3 separate regions of the Homo sapiens genome follow, and all the other regions are linked to region 1. Evidence: chromatin loops called from intact Hi-C (ENCODE). Cell type or tissue: mammary epithelial cell. All regions are shown on one strand. Region 1 overlaps RAPGEF1 (Rap guanine nucleotide exchange factor 1). Region 2 overlaps RAPGEF1 (Rap guanine nucleotide exchange factor 1). Region 3 overlaps RAPGEF1 (Rap guanine nucleotide exchange factor 1).

Region 1 (2,500 bases):
ACCTGGGTGACAGAGCGAGACCCTGTCTCAAAAAAAGAAAGGAAGAAAAAGATCTTTCCTGCTTTCTTGCTAAGGCAACACAGAGCCCATCCCTAATCCTTTTTCCATGCCAGGACTATAATAGAGAGAAGGTGTCACCGAAAACTAGTGCCTTTTCTAAGTATTTTACTTGTGAGAAAAAAAACTGGTGCCTGGCCAGCTTCAGGCAGCTTTGCCTTTTAATGAATTGGCCACACGCTCGCATATGAGGTCATCAGCCTCCAGCATCGTTTCGACTCCGGGGCCCAGTGGCTTTCAGGGGTGTGTTTCCAAAGGAGCTGGTTACTGATTCCACCTTTTCCCTGCCTGTCCTGCCACACTCTGGCCAGTGCACCCCTCTCTCCATCCTGGCTTATGGATCAAGTCTCAGCTCACTGGGCTTTGCATGCCTGGTGTCACAAAGCACTCAGCTAAGGAACTCTGCAGATTTGGTGAGGCTGTACCCTGCAGAGCTGTGGGATTGCATGGTTAGGGCCTGTCTCGTCCAGGATACACCTCAGTATTTCAGAAAACACGAACTGATTGTGATATCAGCCATACCCACGCCACCTCTTGCCAGCTGTGTTATTAGGCACGTGGTCTCCCCTCCCAGCCTCAGTATTTTCATCAGTAATAAGAACAGTAAGGCACTGTGTGTACGTTAATTGAGATGATCCGTGCAACACTTACATCTGCCTAGCAGGAAGCATGAGGTAGGAATAGTTGTTCTCGTCCTCATGAGGCAGTCCCTGCTGTGTTTCGACTGGCTATGTGACCAGGGCTGACATTGGGGGCCAGGCACCCCTCTCCTAACTGGCACCCCTAGATCTTGTGCAGAAGTTTGCAAGTCTCAGACAGGCAGCCCTTCCCGTTCTAAAATCCTCAGCCCAAACAGTCTTATTCTGGCTATAAATAAAAGTTCCTGCTGCACAGAGAGCAGCAGCTCGTCAGAAGCAAACCCGGGCACGAGCCAGATCCTAAAATAAACTCCAGGCTGTGATGAGGCGGCGTTTCTGTGGAATGGCCCGCCCTGCCTTTCTCTCTGCCCCTGTGGGTAAGCGTGATCATAAGGGGCTGGAAGTATTGCTCTGGGGAATCGGTAGAGATGGGGGCCTGTTGTAAATGGTGTGACCATGAGCCCTGATGCAGCTCCTGGCATCTGCAGAGCCCAAGGGGCACAGCAAGGGCTTCATGGTGATCAGAAGGTTTTCCCTGTGTCTCCCTGCCCCGTGAAGGTACCTTTCCAGTTTGGCTCTTGTCCCAGCACGACTGCATAGCTTGAATACCAGAACGTGAGCTCACAGCTGCAGAGGCAGAGGCAGAGCAGGCCAGGCCCCTTTGTCCAAGAGAGGCCGACTCTCCTTGCTTTCTCCTTGCTAGCTGCCCCCTCCTTGGCAGCCCACACCCCTGGTCATTTCCCTGAGCCTCCCTCCCCAGTGTCTGGACCTGAACCCATGCAGTGGGTGAAGTTCGTCTCTTACCCATCCACACTCAAAACTGAGACGCTTCTGTGAGTCAGGTAATATTCTAGACACCTTAATTAATACAGTGCCTAGACTATGTATTAGGTGCCTACTAAAATACGTATCAGCAAATATGTATTAGGCCCCTACTGAATGCCCCAGTACTGTTATTTAGGGCAGTTCCTGGATTGTTGGGAGGGCAGGAGAGGACGGCTGCTGCTGGCCGAGAGGTCGTCCGCACCAGCACCATGCGGAGGACTTGCACGCAGCGCTCTGCGTCTCGCGGAACGTCGCAGAAACCTTATGGGGGAGGGGCTATTGTTTTCATCCCCGTTTTAAAGATGAACAGCTTGAGCTGAGGCTCAAGAACTTCAGTCACTTGTACTAGGGCACACAAGCGGAGATGCCATGAGGGGCAACTGGAGACCTTGCAGTCAGCCGCTGCCCTGTGCCGTCTCCCGGAAGAGGCACCATGCTGTGGGAGTCTGCCCCTCACCTTGTTGAATTAAAACCGGCTAAACACACTATATGATTGGTTAGGAAGACACTTCTCCAACTTGGTACATTTTGTGATGACACAAAAGCCATTTGTGTATGTGTAAATCAGGTGCTCAGTTATTGCAGGGCACGTGGAAGCACAAAGTGACTTTACACGGGGGCGCCGATGAGGCTATTTCAAGACTCCAGAAGGAGTCAGCGCGGAACATGACTCCTTAAACTAGGCAGCAGCAAGGCAAGGTGAGGGGGATCTGTTTAGCAAATCTCGTGGCAGTGTCTGGGCATTGGGAATGAACATCTGGCAGATCTGAGAATTGGGGCTACAAAAGATTGAGCCACTCCCTGAAACAGTCATACAAGGGTTCCCTGAAGGCAGCCCCCCCAGCAGCACGCCGTCCCACCCCTCAGCCAGTGCATCCTGCTTGCTGTCTTCTCTGTGGACTTTCCCAGCCAGTAAGGGAGGCTTGCTGTGTGCAGGCATCCTCCAGAGATCGATGGAAAACCCAGAAAGCCAAGCCCTT
Region 2 (2,500 bases), 50 kb before region 1:
GATCACGGAGTCAGGAGATCGAGACCATCCTGGCTAACACGGTGAAACCCCGTCTCTACTGAAAATACAAAAAATTAGCCGGGCGTGGTGGCGGGCGCCTGTAGTTCCAGCTACTCAGGAGGCTGAGGCAGGAGAATGGCGTGAACCCAGGAGGTGGAGCTTGCAGTGAGCCGAGATCACGCCACTGCACTCCAGCCTGGGCGACAGAGCGAGACTCCATATCAAAAAAAAAGAAAAATATAACTCCAGGTTGCTTTTGGCTCGACTAGACTGGGGTTATTTTTAGCTTTTGCCTTTTTAAGTGTTGGCAGAGACCTGACGAGGTTATCACATGACAATAATAGCTGCCATGTATTAAGTATTTGCTATATATCAGGTCCTTGGCTACATGCTTTACACACGGGTCACATTTAATCTCCACAATTACCTGAGGAGGAGCTAGGTCTGTGGCTATGGCTTTCCTCTAGGTGAGGAACCGGAGGCTCGGGTAAAAAGTTTGCCCAGGTTAGTGGCCGAGCTGAAGTTAAAACAAAGACACACAGGCCTGGCGTGATGGCTCACACCTGTAGTCCCAGCACTTTGGGAGGCTGAGATGGGAGGATCCCTTGAGCCCAGGAGTTCGAGACCAACCTAGGCAACATGGCGAAACCCTGTCTCTACCAAAAATACAAAAATTAGCCAGTCTCGTAACCTGGTCTCAAGATAAAATAAATAAATAGATTTAAAAAAAAAGCCACAGACTTCAGCTCTGCTGCCTCCTGTGCCCATAGCCCTCTGTCTCCATCTTTACCTTGCGGTCCACAAAATCCTAGACAAGTGAAAAGACTTTTAAAAAATTGGAAATCCTCATCTTTAAAAAAGCTTTTCCTAATGTCCTCAATCACGCCTCCACTCCATTTGTCCTTTTTATGCATTTGGAAAATGGGGAATGTTTATTAAGTAAGTGATCTCTAAATCCTTCCCAGTGCTCGACTTCTGAGCCCAGTAGAAGACAGGGAATGAGGAATTAGCCACAGCGTTTCTCAAGATTGGCTGCCTCAAAGTTGTCCACCTTGCCCTTGACTTTGTGATCCCGTGTGGTTGATGTTTAGAGACTCCCCACCATCCCTGGTGAGAGATTAAGTTGAGACAGAAACCACTGCTAAGTTGGGAACCCAGCTGCTGCTACAAATGACACAGAAAGAAGGCCAGTTGATAGCCACATTTGTCAGCAACAGGCAGAGACCATTGTTAAGCCTGGCCGAGGGGCAAGTTAAAAATTTAAGAATGAAATATTGGCATCTGGCAGACCACTTGAAGAAATTGGGTTGGCTTTGATGTCTTTTTGCTCTGCTTGGTTTTCTGTTGAGACATGATTCTGTGAGCAGGCTACATCCTCTCCTCCGGCCCATCCTCTTTCTCTCTCGGTAGAGAAGGACATTCATCCGACAGCCAGATCTGTAGCCTGCGATGGTTGCCCAAGAAAGTGGCTGCTGTTGGTAACATCACAGTCAATTTATACAGAAATTGTTTGTAAGCTCATATAAGCCACCCTTCCTCTGGAAGGAATGACTAGCAGATTAGTCACTGGGAGTCTCTGACCTTGGGGTAAATGTAACATGGAGCAAGAGTCTGAGGCTTTCTGTTCTCAAGTTCAGGTGAACTTGAAGTTGCTCTCACAGATTAGATAGATCACAATAAAATACACCAGCATATGGCATTTCCAGGTGAAGGAGGACTTTTGTGTCCTTTCTTAGACATGGCCATGTGGGAAAGTTTGCATGTCTGGCAACCCCAGGTGCCGGGAGGAATATGGAGCAACTAGGACTCTCCCAACCTTGCTAGTGGGACTGTAAAGTGGCATAGCCACTTGGGAGAATTGTTTTGCAATATCTGTAAGAATCAATGTGGCATATACCCTACAATCCAGCCGTTCTGCTCTTAGAGGACTGTTGGCATGTGTTCCAGGAGACATGTATGAGCAGCATTGTTTATTAAAGCAAAAATGCTGGAAGCGACCCAGTGTCCACTGACAGGAGAGCAGATAAATAAAGCTGGGATTATGGAATCTACGGAATTTCTCAGCATTGAAAACGAAATCACTGATACACCCCAGCATGCCTGAGTGTCAGGCCTGCTATTGAGTAAAAAACAAGAGCGTGAGAATCTTTACAATATGCCATCACTTAGGTAACGTTCACAAACTTATAAGTTAAACTGTATATGTCGATATAAACTATCCTGAAAAGTAAGGGATGATAAGTCTGAAAGTCAGAGTCGGGCTGCCTGTAGGGAAGAGATGTGGCTGTAGAGGAGCACATGGCAGCACCAGTGGAATCCATCCGCTTCTCGAGCTGCACCATCCAGTGTGCCAGTCACCAGCCCCAGGGGCTGTTTACACAGTTAACTCACAGTTCAGTGCCTCAGCCACAGCAGCCACAATCAGGCCTCAGTAGCCACTAGTGCCTGTCGTGTTAGACAGTTCAGGTACCGGCCGCCTCCATCGCTGCAGAAGGTTCTG
Region 3 (2,500 bases), 110 kb before region 1:
CAGCCTCCCGAGTAGCTTGGGAGTACAGGTGCTCACCACCATGCTCAGGTAATTTTTGTATTTTCAGTAGAGATGGGGTTTCACCATCTTGGCCAGGATGGTCTCTATCTCCTGACCTTGTGATCTGCCCACCTTGGCCTCCCAAAGTGCTGGGATCCTAAGTACAGACGTGAGCCACCGTGCCCGGCCATTCTTAACCTCTTGAAACTCCTTAAGACTTTGGTGAAAGCCATAGACCTCTCTTCCCAGAAGAATGAACACGTGGTTTGCCGGCACCTTAGGAACCCCCAAAGCCCATGAGACAAAGCCCTGGATCTATAAGGCCCTGTCCCATCTGACCCCCGGCCTTCCCCTGGGCACATACCTCCAGCTACACAGGTCTTTCATACACACTGCCCCTTTGCCTGGTCCAGCTCTGCTCATCCTTCAAGTCTCACCCTTCCCTGACTTCCAGCTTAGATTAGGTCGCCCTGCTAGACATGCGTCCCCCACCCTGAATTTAGCACTGATCACCGGGATAACTAAGTGATTCTTCGTGCATGTTATCCGACCCTCCCCAAGCTCCGTGTTGGTATTTGTTGAGTAAATCTCTGAGGCCCCTCCAGCTATGACATTCTGAGACTGATCTATAAGTTTGCAGATGTGTCATAAGAGAGTCCCTGAGCTTGTATTTCCTATGACATTCGACACGTGGTGGCCTTTGCCTTCGATGATTTCCTCCAGGCCTGGACAGGAAAGTTACTTCAAAGCAGTCTCGGCCAGACTCGGTGGCTCATGCCTATAATTCCAGCACTTTGGGAGGCTGAGGCTCGAGGATCACCTGAGGCCATGAGTTTGAGACCAGCCTGGCAACCAAGCAAGATGCTATCTCTACAAAAAATAATTTTACTAATTAACCAGGCATGGTGGCAAGTGCGTATAGTCCCAGCTAGTCAGGAGGCTGAGACAGGAGGATTGCTTGAGCCCAGCAGTTGGAGGCTGCAGTGAGCTGTGATTGCACCACTGCACTCCAACCTGGACAACAGAGGGAGACTGTCTCAAAAAAAAAAAAAAAAAAAAAAGGCAGAGTCTAGAGGACCCCAGAAGACAGAAGAGTGCCTCCCAGACTTTCTGCCTCAGTGCTTTGCTAGGCCTGACCTCCAGGCTGGTCATCGCTTTTGTTTATATTCTGGGCTGAGCTGGAACTCACACTTGGAACATTCCCACAGTGCTTGGCGCTTCCTCGTATTGTTGTATTTTTCTCCAGGAGGGAAGTGACCAACATCAGACTTTCCTCCCAGCAGACAAATTCCATACACAAAGCTTTGTGTGAGCTACCGGGTACCCGCCTGAGAGCCCAGCCTCTGTTTCTTTGGTTCTGGGTGGGTGAGTGTGCACATTACAGGGATCCACGAGCCCTTCCCTTCTGAGCCATTTCTATCTAAAAAAAAAAAAAAATCTCCTTCAAGAAGTGAGCACCGCCTTGCAGGATCCTGACTCAGAGTTCGTCTGGAGCCAACAGCGTCTTGCGTGTAGGGACAGGCACTCCTTAAAATGTTTCCTACTTCAGTGGCCACAATATTACCCCTCTGGCTTATGTCATGTTCCACAATCAAAATATCATTCCTCCTGGAGTCCAGCTACTCGGGAGGCTGAGGCAGGAGGATCACTTGAGCCTAGGAGTTTGAGGCCACCTGGGCAATATAGGGAGACCCTGTCTCTTAAAAAAAAAAATTATTCCTGAGGTACAGATGTTTGTAAGATAAATTTTATTTTAATTATACTAAGAGAATGATTATTTACTAGAATATTGCAGTGGATCTTACTCTGATATGGGGGAGAAAATCCCTAGTGAGGGTAAATAATTTTTTTCAATGTATTGTATCTAAAGCTTGGAGATTTATAGGTAATAATAATAAAAACAGTGACAGCTATTCTCATTGAGTATCTGCTGTGTACCAACAAATTTTAAACATCTTTATTTTAGTTTAGTTTTTTAGAGATGGGTTCTCGCTCTGTGGCCCAGACTGGAGTGCAGTGGTGTGATCACAAATCACTGCAGTCTTGACCTCCTGGGCTCAAATGATTCTCCTGCCTCAACCTCCCACCTCAGCCTCCCAAGTCTGAATTCTTATTTAACCTTTAAACTACCCATGAAGTAGACAGCATAATGGTACACATGAATGTATGTGAAAATACAAGGTGTGGAAAGGTTTAGTTTCTATCCCAAAGTTGTTCAGCTAGGAAGTGCCCCCATAGATTCAAACCAGGCCAGCTGGCCTTCAAAGCCAATTCCTTCACACTGCCCTCCTGCCTCCTCTGGTCATGAGGAAATGGGTAGCAGAGGTTTTCCTAGCCAAGGATAAAGATTTGGGGGCTGGATCCAGCCCTCCAACTAAATGCCTAGCGTTGATCCCTGCCCCTCTCTGAGGAATCTGTGAAATGGGGAAGGGAGTCGCTGGAGCAGATGATCTTGTGGATCTCCTTGGGTTTTACAGAGATTTGAGGCTTGGAGTAGTCA

The links. Hi-C counts contacts between places; a loop is a spot of excess contacts. Peaks named below come from ENCODE experiments on the same cell type or tissue, not always from the same donor. Only the 100,000 strongest peaks of a DNase experiment are listed, where the experiment ranks them.
Region 2: a loop joins it to region 1, with 4 times the contacts of the local background. A loop is called at or near these places in 19 of 110 quality-filtered maps.
Region 3: a loop joins it to region 1, with 4 times the contacts of the local background. A loop is called at or near these places in 7 of 110 quality-filtered maps.

Annotation. Positions count from the first base shown.
Region 1 is chr9:131,607,444-131,609,943 of GRCh38, reverse strand. All of the region lies in intron 12 of RAPGEF1 (Rap guanine nucleotide exchange factor 1), which reads left to right. Among named protein-coding and RNA genes, the nearest start is that of PRRT1B, 63 kb to the right of the region's middle. In mammary epithelial cell, no CTCF peak of the experiment used is centred here; DNase peaks (open chromatin) are centred at 253 and 1,273; H3K27ac peaks cover 1,436 bases.
Region 2 is chr9:131,657,560-131,660,059 of GRCh38, reverse strand. The region is part of intron 1 of RAPGEF1 (Rap guanine nucleotide exchange factor 1); the gene reads left to right. Among named protein-coding and RNA genes, the nearest start is that of RAPGEF1, 81 kb to the left of the region's middle. RefSeq lists enhancers at 1-161, 162-695. In mammary epithelial cell, no CTCF peak of the experiment used is centred here; a DNase peak (open chromatin) is centred at 1,539; H3K27ac peaks cover 1,437 bases.
Region 3 is chr9:131,713,267-131,715,766 of GRCh38, reverse strand. All of the region lies in intron 1 of RAPGEF1 (Rap guanine nucleotide exchange factor 1), which reads left to right. Among named protein-coding and RNA genes, the nearest start is that of RAPGEF1, 26 kb to the left of the region's middle. In mammary epithelial cell, no CTCF peak of the experiment used is centred here; a DNase peak (open chromatin) is centred at 1,446; H3K4me3 peaks cover 130 bases; H3K27ac peaks cover 2,083 bases.